Linked DNA regions of Mus musculus: regions 2 and 3 are each linked to region 1. A link is a loop called in an ENCODE intact Hi-C map of the cell type or tissue named here. Cell type or tissue: heart. All regions are shown on one strand.

Evidence for each region. Hi-C counts contacts between places; a loop is a spot of excess contacts. Peaks named below come from ENCODE experiments on the same cell type or tissue, not always from the same donor. Only the 100,000 strongest peaks of a DNase experiment are listed, where the experiment ranks them.
Region 2: a loop joins it to region 1, with 5 times the contacts of the local background. A loop is called at or near these places in 4 of 42 quality-filtered maps.
Region 3: a loop joins it to region 1, with 2.6 times the contacts of the local background. A loop is called at or near these places in 4 of 42 quality-filtered maps.

Annotation. Positions count from the first base shown.
Region 1 is chr6:53,264,257-53,269,256 of GRCm38, reverse strand. Gm33348 (a long non-coding RNA gene) reads left to right here and starts at 1,024. Exons shown (of 3, transcript XR_377682.1): 1 at 1,024-1,075; 2 at 2,478-2,569. In heart, a CTCF peak has its summit at 2,024 (motif pointing left); no DNase peak of the experiment used is centred here.
Region 2 is chr6:53,512,073-53,517,072 of GRCm38, reverse strand. The region is part of intron 5 of Creb5 (cAMP responsive element binding protein 5); the gene reads right to left. Among named protein-coding and RNA genes, the nearest start is that of Gm38814, 21 kb to the right of the region's middle. In heart, a CTCF peak has its summit at 2,034 (motif pointing right); no DNase peak of the experiment used is centred here.
Region 3 is chr6:53,647,523-53,652,522 of GRCm38, reverse strand. The region is part of intron 7 of Creb5 (cAMP responsive element binding protein 5); the gene reads right to left. Among named protein-coding and RNA genes, the nearest start is that of Gm33392, 57 kb to the right of the region's middle. In heart, a CTCF peak has its summit at 2,526 (motif pointing right); no DNase peak of the experiment used is centred here.

The DNA.
Region 1 (5,000 bases):
TACATGGAAGGCAAAGAGCATTGTTACAGATGACTGTCACAAAGGGGGTCTGAAGGTGGATGGCTGCCCAGCAGAACCCAGCAGACCTGGCTCCACAGCAAAATTCCTAGAAACAAAGGCTTCAGTGAGTAACTCTTTGGTGGCAGCTTGACTTAGTCTCATTTACCTCAAGCTATAGTGATATTGAAAAGCACACACATATTTTGAATGCTGATTTTATTTGTTCACATGAATACTTTCCAGTAGATCCATCCTATGGCACAAGATGGGTCAAATCTGATGAAATAAACAGAGAGAAAAAAAATTAAAACATTCAATGAATTCCTCCATGCCAGATATTGCGCTAGGCTCCTTAGATGAAAATCGCCTCTAAAAAGTGGCTGCTTTCTTTTTATAATGCCTAACTTCTGAGAGATCACATACACTATACTTAGTACAAACTGCAGGAGCTGTGAAGTCCACACTGTAACCCGTATGAAGTAGATTCATTCACTAAATTTGAAATGGATTAGGAAGCAGGTTGGTCATACAAGGGTAGTTATTTTATACTCCAAATAATGCTTAACTGTAAAGAAAAATCTTGCAACAACTGTCTGTATAAAATCAGTAAGACCCCGAGGGAAGTTTTCTTTGCCCATTTTTCAAAAATTAAACCTGCAAATCCATGTTATCAGTGAAGACTTAAAAATTCCGTCAGCATAAAGCAAACAACGCAGGAAGGACTTGGCAAGTTGTCTCCAACCCATCCTTCAAAGAGTTAAAAATGCACCAGGAAAGCCGAAGCCAAATCGCAAACTTGACCTGAACTCTGTTGTCAATCGCCAGGGAAAGCATTCCAGACTCTAAAAAACTGTTTGATTTTTTTTTTTTCCTTCCTAGCATCAAGAAAGGGCTGGAGGGCTTAGAGGGCTCCTGGCATGTAAATTGTAGCCATCAGGAGAAAGCTCCACTGTACTATGAAGTGACGCTTTTATTTTCCCACATGGGCAGAGTCCGGTGGGATGGAGAACTCTGGCTTGAAATCAGCCAAGTGACAGAGGGAATAAAGAGCCTTTTGCCAAACCCGAGATTAAAGGTAATCAAGGGAGAAGTGTCTGCCAGTTATCTGAAAGAATTTGTAAGCAATAGATGCAGGATGGTAGAGCCGCCCAAAGGAAAGATTTCTTTTCTCTGCTGTTTTGGGGAGGCAATCAGCAGGATATTTCATTTCTGGCTTGGGAAGGTTCCTAAGTGTCTGTCTAAGAAGGCTGAAATGTTTCCGTGAGGGTTTACCGGTAAGCATTTAGAGCGGTATAGAATTATGCGCTGTTTTATGACCATGCTTCACAGTAGAATAGAGCACCATCTCCCCCAAGCCTTCACACAGCAGAGCAATTAATTAACTTATCTCCACCAACTCTGTTCTCACTGAAACTTATTAAAAGCCTGATTCATCAGCAAAGCCCCAGGCAATCATCAATTGCCTCATAATAATACAAAAGAAAAATAAGCTACGGCTATGTTCCCACTAAATACCCTAGGAAGCCCTCTCTGCCCTTTGTCTTTGTTTGAAAATATCTCTATTAAGAGTTAAAAAAAAAAAAAAAAAGACCCTCCTTGACATGAAATATGTTATGGCAAGGAACTATGGGAGTAAATTACTGAGCCTCCAGGATAGCAGATTAAGACGAGTTGCTGGACTTTCTCAAAGACACACAAATCATTCAACATGAAGCACAACGGGGCATACAGTGTGTTATCGATGCCACGTTCCAAGCACCATTGTTAATACATACCAGAAGAGGAATTGTTCTTTAAATAATAAAAGGGGGGAGGGGAGGGAGCCAGCAGATTTCTTTGTCAAATAAGCCAGCAAAGAGATGCTGGGTTTAAAAGTATTAAATAGCTTAATAGATTATTGGTCTGCTTAGAGTTTAAGTTTAAATTCAACTCCCAAATATCCACCTAATGACTTGTAAGCAGAAGCTGTATCTATGAACTCCTCTTCACCACGATTAGAATGGTTGACCATGTCAATAGCGCCCTCTTCAGGAAGTTGGAAACCTAGGCCTTCCTTAAATTAAGGGGCGGGGGGGGGGGGGTTAAGACGAGCGAACTCCATCTGAAAACTAGGTTAATTTAAAGAAATATCTGGAATGCTCATGATGTCTCAACTTCACAAGGAGTTTAGGATTCTTCGTCAGTTATTCAAAAGAAACCACATTCTGTCACGCTAGGTTATTGAATATTTTGTGTGCATGCTTTTTTGGCGCGGGGGGGGGGCAGTATTTGGTCTATTAATATCGGGTTGTTTGAGAAGGAGGTATTGAACGTCCTAAGTTGTGTTTAAATATATTACCTAAAATATCAAGTTGCTTCACCTGTGCTAAGATTTTTCTAGTTACAACATTATCCAGGACTTCTTAGATTCCTTTTAAAATGCAATCAGGTTCGCGTCTTTGAGGATTCCTAACTAATGTGTGTGAATGTGTTTCCAGCTGTTTTCCTGGTGTGCTGTACCTGAGAACATCCTGAAACTTTTCGTGTTGTAACGATGCCAGTCCTGCAGTCTCCTGTCTACTTACAACAGGTAGTTTGCTCGGCGTGCTCAGAGCTTACAAATTCCGATGCAGAAGCCGGAAGGAACTTGAAGAAGGTTCCTGCTAAGTGTTTGACCCACTGTCACCACAGCCTTAAAAATCAAAGATGCAGGCTTCTTGTCTCAGGGCTGTAACACACCAAATGACCTTGTGGCAGGGATTTAATCTCACCTTATTTTATCGAGTTATCAGGATTTGGAGGAAATTTACTTCCAATTTCTGAAACACCTCAAGAGTTATGAGGAGCGACACAACAAATGTCAGCTCCCAGAAGCAAGACATTACCCTCCCAGGGGATGGATGAAGGATGCAAAGTCGGTCTGAGCTGGGCTTGAGTCTGTGTCCCTTTGCCCTTCTTCCCTCTTACAATCAGCTTTTCTGGGTCTTGGCTTTTTCATTAGCACAATTAATGATAAACTTCTGTTTGAATAAAGATTTAGCCTAGGTGCCTGTAGGACTGGGTGAAATATAATAAACATCTTTTTAATAGCTAGGCTGATGATAAGGTAAACAAATGGTTGAGCTGAAAAGAGCTGGGAATCAGGTGTTGAGATGCACCCATGCCTTCCCTGTGGGCATTTGCCAATCTTGATAACTGAGAGGCTTGGATTTTAATGGCCACACTGGGGCCTAAGCAGTATAGGGGATTGGAGCTGAGACCTCACAGAGATCCAGAATAGTAAAGGAGTACACCTTCCTCAGGGACCACAGAGAACTAATGCCGGCAATGTGCATTGCCCCTGGGTTCTGTGTCAGAATACTACGACTTCTCCAGAAATCCTGGTTAGAAAAGTCTACACTCCAACTGATACTATCTTCAAACTCAGCAAAATATGGATCCAGAGGAGCCTCAGTGGGAAAGGAGCTGTAAGGGGGCCTTGCCATAAACAAGCTCTGTCTTAAGGACACCCCTTCAATTCAGGTCTTGGAGGATTTCGCCACAAGAAGGGAAAGAAAACCTGGAAATCCCAAAGCACAAAATAGAACCAGTCAGCAGGGACGACGACAGCTGCATATGGCCATCGGGAATTTTAAATATTGGGATGGGAGACACAGATAAAGTCACCAGGTGTAACGTGTTAGTGGAATTATAATGAGGTTTTTTTTTTTCTCGAAATGAGAATGTTACCTGATACTTTAAAAACAAGTAGTAAGATACTTCCAAAACTCACTAGATATTAAAAATAACAGCACCAATAAAATAAAAAACTAAAATCAAATGTTTTAAAAACAGGTTCCCTCGATAGATTATAAAAACTAAAGAGAGAACTGGTAAAATTTGAGAGATGACATTGAAGGAGTAAACCAAACTAGTGGGAATGAAACAGAGCAAAAAAAAAAAAAAAAAAAAAAAAAAAAAAAAAAAAAAAACCCAAAAAACAAAAAAAACAAAAACAAAAACAAAAAAACCACTGACTAAAAACACTTAAAAAACACTATAAAGAAGCACTTAATAGAAAGACAGGGTAGGTAATAAATTAATAAAGGCCAGATGGAGTTTGAAAAGAAATTTAGATAATATCGTAGTGGTAGGATACATAGTGTGAGAGCAGATGGAAGATAAGAAATTTCAGAGTCAAGAACCAAGAGTTTTGAGGAAAATAGAACATGAGAGACAGAATCCTAGGCCAAGCACACTAAGTGGCAACACCAAGGAAAGTTGTGGGGTTCTGGGTACCTAGTGTCACACCTAAGACTCCCTCATGCTAGGCGAGAACTTTGCAGTGTTAGCAGGCCGCTCTGAAGGCTATAGAACTTCAGGTACAAGGTCTGCCCAGATCACAGTAAGTCTAAGAAAGGCCAGTCTCAGTGAGTTAGTAAGAGACTGCTTCAAAACAGAAAGCAAAACCGGCTACTCTGGCATTCAATAGTAGAGCACCTGCCTAGCACATGCTGGCCCTGGGTTCAAACCCAGCACCATGAAAATATAAATTAATAATAAGGAAAAATATGAGGGGAGAGAGACAGCTTATCCATGAAAGTTGGATGTTTAATTCCAGTAGCAAACATCTCAACAGCGGCTGCAGAAGCCTGACTAGTGGCGAAACCTACAGAGCGTCTGCAGAGAGTGTCAGCCTAGCGTTCTGCACACAGCCAAAGAGCAGAAGTGAGGTAAAGATATCCTGCACAATGTCCATAAAAGGGGTGGAAGGATGTGCTCCCAAAGGGATAGACAGCAAGGAGCAGGTAAGTAGGCAGCAATGCTTGGATGCCATAAGAAAGCAATGCCCTGACGGATTACATGTGTTCACGTTTAGGCTGGGCCAAGTCAAAGACCATGATGCCGTTGTTATGTATGATGAAGGAGAGCTCAGAGAATGCACGTGTGTAAATATGTAAAAGGAGTTACTCTGGTAACTCCAGGGACCTTCAGATCTCTGCCTCCGGAGACCTGAGAGTACCAGCACTGGGCTAAAACAA
Region 2 (5,000 bases), 250 kb before region 1:
GCTGTCAACATCCAGTGTCTATCTAATGCTCTCTCTCCATCCCAGACTATATTCTCCACAAGGCAGGGCTGTTCTTCCTGCTTCTTAGCTCCGAATTCCTGGTTAGTGATAGATACCTAGCCAATGGTTGCTGAATAAAGGAACAGAGCAGAGGACATGTCAACTGATTTTGCCGTAAACTCGGCAGAAAGTGAACTAAAAGTGAGAGCAGGCAGCTCAGCTCCTCTACTTCCTCGGGTGCTGCCGTTGAGTCTATGGCACCTGCGCTCCTCCACAATTCCAGTTGCCTTCTCAACACTAAGGTTCTTCAGTAGGTCCTGGTGCAATGTGTTCTCCAAACTTCTACTTTCCTCCACCCCAGTCCCACGGCCACTGCAGCCACTGCAGAGTCTTGCTCTAGCTGTCTCCTCCATTTCTTCCCTGCTTGAAGTACAAATTTCCTGTGCTACACCCTGGTATCTAGCCCTGACGGGGTCTGTTTGTTGTTCTTCTGCGGGAAAAAAAGAAACATCTTTCGCAAGGTTTTGAAGGCCAGGGAGGGTGACAGATGCTAGTTCTCTGGGAGGATCTGGTGCTCCGTGGCCTTGGCTGCAACGGGCTTTTGGTAAATAAACAGGTAAGGTCAAGAGTCCTGTGCATGTGCTGTATCTGGCTTGTGCACTCTAAGCACAGATGACAGAAGCCCAGGATCTCTGGTTTCCTTTACTGTCTTACAGGCATGAGAGTCACTTCCCTATATCTCTGAAAGATTACAGTTACCTTTTTGACCCACACCACAGGCACATGAAGACCTGTCCATGAGAATGAGAGAGGGACCCTTTATTCTCCTGGGCTTTTCAGATCACTGGGAAGGACAGGGTCACTATGTCCTGTGACAGGGGCCTTGACATCCATTCTGCCATCGTAACTGTGCAAGGCAGGTGCCACTGATTGATCATTTACAGATGAAGGTCTGGGCCGGTCCCCAAACTAGCACAGTGACCCCAGCCCTGCTTTGTTCTAAGCCACATACAAAGTTTGATGTCCAGAATACTGAAGATGTGGCCAGCAGTGTTCCCAAAATGTTCTCTATTCTTTGCTCTCATTTGCCTTGGGCTGTAGATGAACTGAGACTTCTTAGACATAAAAGACTTTGGCACAGGACGGACATGAACTTCACCTTCCTATTAGTCAGTGAATAACCATGGCAATATACCAAAAACGACTTTTCCACATTTTAAGAGACAACTCATGGGAACCAGAATTGGCCATTTCAATGGATTTTACATATTTTTGAGCTAAGTCCTTTCTGGGTTTTGGTATTCAATTTTGAGCCAAAAGATGAATTTAGCCCAGTGTTCTCAGTGATGACCTCATGTACAAAAACGACTGATGCCCAAGCTCCGCCCCAAAAGAATGATTCAGACATTCTGGAGATGGGTTTAAGTTCTCAAAGTGACAGCAGCAGGGGGCCATGGCTGAAATGCTTTTTCTAGCCGATGGTATGACTCTGTCAAATAACAAACTACAAGTTCAAGTTTCTTGAATGCTCAAGGCGATCTTACATCTTTTGGTCTCCAAACATTGGCTCTCAAAAACTCTGAGCTGATAGTATGAAGGCAACGGTGACATACATTTCAGAACAAGGGCCAGCAGCCAGCATATGAAGAAGAAGAAGAAGAAGAAGAAGAAGAAGAAGAAGAAGAAGAAGAAGAAGAAGAAGAAGAAGAAGAAGAAGAAGAAGAAGAAGAAGAAGGAAATATGGAAAAGCCAGATGCAGAAGGCCCGGGTGTGGCAGAGTGGACAAGTGTAGGGAGCAGGAGAATATTAGGAAATTAGAAATTTTAATAACTTTGACCATTGAGACTCCTGAATTGTGTGTAACTTATTGCAAATCCTGAGAGCAATAACAGATGAGGAGAGGCACCCCTGTCCTGGCATCTAGCTGCTCCTCATTTCTCAGGCTTAGGAACAGAAAGGAATTGAAGCCTCAGCCATCTGATAAAGGCCCCCAATAGGCTCCCTCTGAACACCAGGGGGAGCACAGTGTGGCTTGATTGTTTATCGGTCCTTTCTATAGAGCATGGAGAAGAATAAACTCTTGCTTATTGCCCAGGGCTCTTGAATACACTCAGAGGTTCTTCACTATCTCCCTGTTAAAAGTCAGCAGTCTGTGTGGCTTGAAATGGAAATATGCACAAAAGTTCAAAACAACAACAACAACAACAACAAAACAAACAAAAAAGTGGTTCCTCTCTCCCTCTCTTTCTCTTCTCAATTCCCTCTCTCCTTTTTCCCTCCCCCTCCCCCTCCCTCTCCCCCCTCTCGTACATTACTAGGGATCAAATCCAAGGCCCGCCTCCACCCAATCTCCTAGATTTGGATGAAAGAAATTGCACTTAGTACCTGGTGTTCCTGTTTGTATATTGAGGATAGTCATAACAACAACACACCTTGTAGCATCCGGGGAGGGTTGAAGAGTTAACGTGACAAGCCCAGAGAAAAGCTGGATATACAGCAATAGCCAGTGAGTTTAGTCTCCTGAGTGGCTACTCTTCCAGAGCCTATCATAAAAGTGTAATTGAAAGTTGTACTCTTCTATCATACAATCATTTCAAATATTCACTATTACAATGCACCATGGACCTCAAATTGTAGAAATGATGAAGCCATTGTAGTGTATGCCAAGAAGAGACTACAAATCAAAGATGCTGGACTTTACCATAGTGGTCTACCATTAGAATACACAGAAAATGGTGAACCACACACCTCTGTGAGATAAAATGATGTGCCCCCCAGTGTCTGAGCTCCTAGTATACTTGCACTCTGAAGAAGAAAGGCTGCAATTAAAAACAAAGACATCATGCAATTTGCAGGCAAATAAGATGGCCCTAGAAAATATCGTTCTGAGTGAGGTAACCCAGACTCAGAAAGACATTCATGGTATGTAACCACTTATAAATGGATATCAGCCATAAAGTACAGGATAACCATGCTACAATACACAGCCCCAAAGAAGCTAAGTAACAAGGAGGGCCCAAGGGAGGATGCTTGAAAAACACTCAGAAGGGGAAATAAAATAGACATCAGAGGTAAATGGAGAGAGGGAACTGGGCTGGAGAAGGAGTAGGGAGAGGAATGGAGGTGGGGATCAGGTGTGGGGAGGGGTTTGAGAGGGCTGGGAAAGAGAATGGAAATCAGTGGAGGGACATCTCTAGGATAAGACCTGGGATGGGGAAGCTCTCAACAGTCTTGGGGATGAGCCTAGCTGAGACTGCTAGCAGCAGGGGATAGACTGGTGTAGCCACCTCATATAGCTGGATGGGACTTCCAGTGGAGGAAGAGGGGAATCAACCCACCCACAAAACCTTCCACCCCAAATTTATCCTGCCTACAAGATGTGCAGGGATAAAGGTGGACCAGAGATTGAGTGTACAGCCAACCAGTGACTGGCCCAACTTGAGACCTGTCCCATGGGAGAAAGCCAACCACTGACACTATTAACGATACTCTGCTATGCTTGCTGCGGGCAGGAGCCTAACATAGCTGTCTCCTGAGAGGCTTCATCCAGCAGCTGATGGAAACAGATACACAGACTCACAGCCAAACAATAGGCTGAGCTCAGAGAGTCTTGTGCAAAAGTGAGGAGAAAGACTGAGGAAGCTGGAGGTATTGAAAACAGCACAAGAAGACCTACAGAATAAGCTAACCTGAGCCCATGGGGGCTCACAGAAACTGAAACAACAACCAAAGACTGTGCATGGGCTGGACCTAGGCCCTTTACATATATGTAGCAAATGTACAGCATGATCTCCATATGGGTCCTCTAACAAAGGGGGTGGACTGTCTCTGACCCTGTTGCCTGCCATTGGATCCCCTTTCCTTAACTGGACTGCCTTATCTGGCCTCAGTGGGAGAGGATGCACCTGATCCTGTTTTAACTCGATGTCCCAGGGTGGGGTAGTACCCAAGGGGGTTTCCCCTTCTCAGAGGAGAAGCGGAAATGAAGGGAAGGAGAGTGAGGGTGGGACTGGGAGAAGAGGAGGGGAGTTGCGATCAGGATGTAAAGTGAATTAATAAATTAATGGGAAAAAAGGAGGAGAAGGGAGAGGAGGAGGAGATGGAGGAGGAGGAAGAAGAAGAGTACGAGGAGGAAGAAGAGAAGGAGGAGGAAGAGGAGGAGGGAGAGGAGGAAGAGGAGGAGGAGGAGGAGGAAGTCTGGAATCTGTGGTCTTCCTCACAGCCTGTTCCCAGAAGCCTTAGGAAGGTAGGTGAAATGACTCAAGGAGCTTCATGACGACTTACATTCTGCTAGATTTAAATAGCCCCATAGACCAATACTAGTTATTTGCTAAAATAAATGTGCTTTCCTAATTTCGTAATTTTTGACTGATGTAGATTAACCACTAAAATACTACGTCATTTTAATAAAAGCAACAGCCAATGAGGAAGATGCAAGCTGGTCCTCACCACCAGAAGACCGATGGCACAGTCTCCTGGAGGGACGCCCGTGAAGTCAACACTGATGAACCAGGCATTCCTGAAGATGAGGGAGGACTCTGATCACACTTTGTTTTTTTCATCCTAGTACACATAGCTTTTTTTCCCCTGTGGATCTTCAGCGAGGCCAGGCTTGGCTGCATGGAATTCAGCAAAGAGAAATTCTGCATGACCAGTGTGGCCACACACTCACGTCTGGCTGAGGTTTCGGCTGACTGCACTTTGGGATTTTTTAACTCCAGCCACAAACACGGATCTCCTTCATTTTTGACTATATAAGTCAACTGTGAGAGCCTCGGGTAGGGTGACTTTTTTTCTAGTCCCCTTTGAGCTTACTAAGCACTAAGAGTGCAGATAGGAGGCTGGCTTTCTTGCCCCTTGTACTTCTTGTAGTTGGAGCCACAAGCTTCTTGCAAAAATGGGGATGCCGGGGAGGCATTCAACGCATAAGCCAGAGTGTACGTTATTTACATTTTCTACATGTGTGGGATCATGGACCAGTGCATCTAGTAGGGTTGCAC
Region 3 (5,000 bases), 380 kb before region 1:
CTATAAATTAGATATTACAGGCACAGAGAATTGGCAGTTGATGCTTTAAACATTATGAAGTTCCATGTCTGGGCCTTTACACAGATACTTTTTGTTGTTGAATTAGGCAGTTACCATGTAAAAATACACAGAGAAGTTTCTGGAAGGGATATACATAAAATGCCCACACCAAACAGCAGGGTATGGGAAGGGCTGCCTGGCTTCTCACATGTACCAAGGACCAAGTAAGAATCATTTCACATATTCACACAGTAACTCACCAGGCAGGTGTCATTATCTTCCAAGCTAAGATGGGAGAGGTCCTCACAGGAGAAACAACTTGTTCAGAGTCACCTGTGAGCATGTTCCATCAGGAGGGGTTCAGAAGGCAAGCCCAAATCTCCTGTGAACCTCGTATTCCAGCATGGCTCCCACGACAAGGAAACATACATTGACTCTGAATTTTTTTCCCCTGGGAAGTTTGGGAGACAGTGATCATGAACTCCAAGTTTGCATTTCTCCCCGGAAGGAAGAGCCCCATTCATGCTTCTCTATGAACCATCATGGCCTTGGAGACTAGCTCATACAACCATTTCACAGGACAGAAAGTAAATAAGATGTAGGTGATTGATCTGAAGGAGGACCCTAGTGGAAGAGCTTTCCTTTTGGTCCTGAGACTATCTGATGCTTTAACAACATATAGACAGTGCTTTCCAGCATCACTGGAGTCAGAGCGGCAAACATAACTGCATGATTTGCAGTTGTGCTATGTGATACTTTGGCATGCACTTAGTTTATGGGAAGATTACACAATCAATTAACTTTTTATCTAGTTGCCCTGCTTTGATTTGTTGGGAACATGGACACACATATCAAGTAACTCACATTCACAGTTAATTCAGAGACCTGTGGTGTGATCCTCTGAAAGTACCCACACTGTAATTAAAAGAGTTTGTACTATTCACCCCACATACTCCCTTCTTCCCATCCCTCTTCTGTTTAACTGCTACATAATTTCCTCTTCCTCTCCCTTTTCCTCCTTTTTTTCTCATCACCTCTCCCTTCCCTCCTTCCCTCCTTCCCTCCGTCCTTTCTTTTCTCCCTGCCATGAAACACAACTTACCTACCACAGAGAGAAAAATGTAAAAAGTGCTGTTCATAGTGTGGCTTTGATTTCACTTTAACAGAGCAGCAGTGAGTGGTTGATCAGTTTCTAGCATTGCTGTGGACGAATGTGACCACCTTTGCCATAACCGGTTTCTCTCTTCTTTTACTTGGTTATTTTTCATGTCATGAAAACCCAAACAGTGAGTAGAGTAAGGGATGAAATGTGGACCATTGTGAAGGATCCACAGTGCACCACCTCGTTAAAAAGGAATGGTTCCTTCTATCTCCTTCACTGGAATTGGGACGCCTGCCCAAGGAAGATGCCTTGGGGCAGAACTTAGAGTCCTTACAAATCTTTTGCTCTAAGGTATGGCATTTTACTTTCCCGATGGTGGCTTTTGTAGTAGGGATAAGCTTTCTAGTCTGTGGATGCAGATACCCCAAGATGATGGGCTTCCACAGATGACCAGGAGAGCTCACTCCTCCAGACGGCCAGCATCCGCAGCTCTGTTCTAAACATAGAATGGACTGGCTGGAAGCGAAAGCCTCAGTGTGTTAACTGGACTCTTCTCTTCTGTCCACTCACAGCTGCCCTTTTCCACTGCCTTGGCCTCTTTGTGGAGCTTTTGAGCAGGGGTAAGAATGGGGCTCTTAGGAGATCAAGAAATTGCTGCAGGTCCTCAGCAGTCCCTGGCTAGTGACTATTCTCTCTGGGCACACTGTTGCCTGCTGTCCTTTCAACATGGCCAACAGGCCCCTTGTGTGCAGTGGAAATTTATGGCTTTTATGCTGGAGGGGAGAGCCGATCACCCTACTCATCCTTTAAGTTCAATCCAGTTTCCATCTTCCTGAATTGTCCCATTCAACCACATAATGAGCCTCTTTATTTTGGTCAGGGTTGTTCTTCAGTTGTCCCCATGGAGACCAGAAAATTGCATGTCAGTCAGGTCCCCCAGGACCCTTCCTTGGTGCTTCTTAATAAGGAATTAACTCTGAGGGCTGGTTCCACCCTTGTAAATGTAGTTAGCTAGACTATTTCACTACTTCCACCCAACAGGGACTTTGGGACTCCTGAATACGGGTTCTTTGTTTGGTTAGTTGGTTTTGATTTTTATATGCGTGCAAGGCTTACAAACAAAACATGTATCTTGTAAATGAGAGTACAGCTTCCGGATGATGTATCCAACTGATTTTCAATAAAAGCAAAGAAAACAAAGAAGATGAATCTCACATCTTAAATCATTATCATTCAAACCAAAGACACACATGCTTCCTTAAGTGAAACAGAGGTCTGACTCTGCACTCATGGCTAGATGTCAATACTCTCTGGGTTTGTACGATAGAATCTTTGGAATATTCTGGAAGAAGAAAGAGGCTTCTGGGGAGATGTGTGAGACTGCAGACCATCCTCAATGAAGGCTGCCATATTCAGATATTACCAGTAGGTGGAAACCACTTCCTTCTGAGAAGATAGCCTATGGCTAACATCTGATGAGGGGAGGGGTCTCTCCAGGTAGCATTGTAAATGGTGGATCTTGATTGGACTTCAAAGCAAATTTCAGGGTTTGTAGGACCCTCTGAATGCTTGTCAGGAAATGAATGCTTCAAAATTGCAATTGTGGGACCCAAGCTAGAGGAGAGCCCAGGCAGGTGTCCCGAGAATACCCACACAGCCCTTAGAAGGTCTCCCATTTGTCCTCTGACCAGGAAGAGCTCTCTGACTACAAAGCAACTCATTCTACCCCAAGGACAGCTTTGTGTTTCTGGCACTCAACTTTCTTTCCTGCTCCAAAGTTTCTAACGTAGTAGGGTAATTGTTATGACTTAGTTCAGAGATGAGGCCTCTTCTAGGAACCTTTCACCTTCTCTACAGAGTTTGGGGAGGAAAAAAAATCATCAGCAGTGTTTTCTCAGGTGGGCAAGATGGCTCGGCCAGTAAAAGTGCTTGCTGAATAGAAACCATGGAGCATGGTGCAAAGCAAGAACCAGCTCCCCAAAGTTGTCCTCTGACCTCCGTAAATCAACATTCCAAATGTGCCATCACGTGTACATGCACACAGACACACAGACACACACACACACACACACACACACACACACACAGGATAGATCAGGTAACTTTTAATAGTTTTTTTAAGGAGTATCTTCTCGGGTCTTCCCTTTCCCGGACACTTCATGTCCCCTGTTTCCTGGTATACACCTGTAGAATCTTCTTCACCGACCCACCTCTCCCGTGATACACACAACTTGGAGACTAGTCTGTATCTTGACATCTTGACATGTGGGCCTGTGGTTGTTTGAATGAGAACATCTCCCCAAAGACTTGGGTATTTGAAAGCTTGATGCCCAGTTGGTGGCACAATTTGAGGAGGTTTAGGAAATGTGGTTTCTTGGAGGAAGTGTGTCACTGGAGGTGGGCTTTGAGAGTTTAAAGACCCATGCCACTTCAGTGGCTGCCTCTACTATGTATTTGTGATTGATCAAGACGATATGAACTCTCAGCTTTCTGCTTTAGCTGGCTTTCCTGATACCCACCACCAGGACCTAAACTGAGGGCCGCAGAACAGGCGTGTGCCCGCTTACAGGAGGGAACTCTGAGAGAATGTGCTCCGGAGTCTCTGCAAAAGTCCTCCAGGCTCACTGTGGAATACTTAGGCAAATGATAGGTGAGTTTCATGGTGGGGTCTTTAGGAAGATTCTAGTGAAATGGTCACTCTGTAATATCTCCAAACAGAAGTTCTGCTGAGTTAAAACTACACCCAACTTTGCTAAGATTTGGCCAATAGAAAAATTCCTGAAAGGACAGGATGAAGCTCAGTAAAGGAATTCATGTCAGGACTTTATGGAAGGGGCTCTCATGCTCCCCAGCTTTCCCCCTCTCTCTCTCCTAGGTGCTCTATGAAACCTACCTGTGATATACTGGGGGCAGCTAGTCTGGTATACATAGTCACAGTGACAATAAAGAGGGGGCAGCAAGATCTGAAAAGGGGTTAGGTGATGGGAATGCACAGCTCAAGGGTGACATCATTTGACTCTGTAAAAGTTGTCATGAGAGGCAAGCAAAACAGAGTTCCAGATGGCTTTCTTAGAAGTTTTCTCCCTGCATGGATTGGACCTGGCCTTGTCTTATTAAAGAGAAACCCTACAAGCAAGAGATGGAAAAGTAGACACCAGGACTGAAAACATATTCTGTGTCCATTTCTGAGTTTGACAGGTGCTCTGACGCCCTGTAATAACTTCATGATCTACCAATGCTCAAAGAACAGGAAATAGTCTGTCTCCAAAGAACGCCCCAGAGATAGAACTCTTTGCTATGAATTTCATCCTTCCATTTTTACTGTGTACTAGTGGCGAAGAGTCTGGCTAACATGGAGTCTGAGGAACTCTTCCTTCTTAAAGGCTTCTTTAAGCTTAGGTAGACACAGAGGCCATTCCATCTGAGTTGCTGGGGCAGCCATTACCTGGAAGTGAAGTCTTACAGAGGGCTCAGATGTTTGTCTACTAGACGTAACCTCTCTTGTGCTTTCTGGATATAGAGCCAGACACAGCTTGATAGGGCTATGTAGACATTTCACCAAGAACCAAGGGGGGAATTTAACATAAATCTTGGGATATGGAAAAAAATCAATATTTCCTTTTTGTCAGACTATTTGTTTGTTCAGCTCTTGATTTTCAAATAACTTTAAGGAGCTGGTGCATAACATGCAGTCAACAGCACACTGGCTAAGCCAACACCTGAAATTCTTATAGTGCAGTGGGAAAGGACTAATGCATAAATATTTATATTTATTTATATACTAAAACCTAACTATGTATCCTCTTATTTAGTATACATTAGGATTTCCGTTTATATCTCGGAAAAGCTGTGGCCCCAGGAGGTCTAAGTAACCTTTGTTGAACTTGCCCCAGTGTGA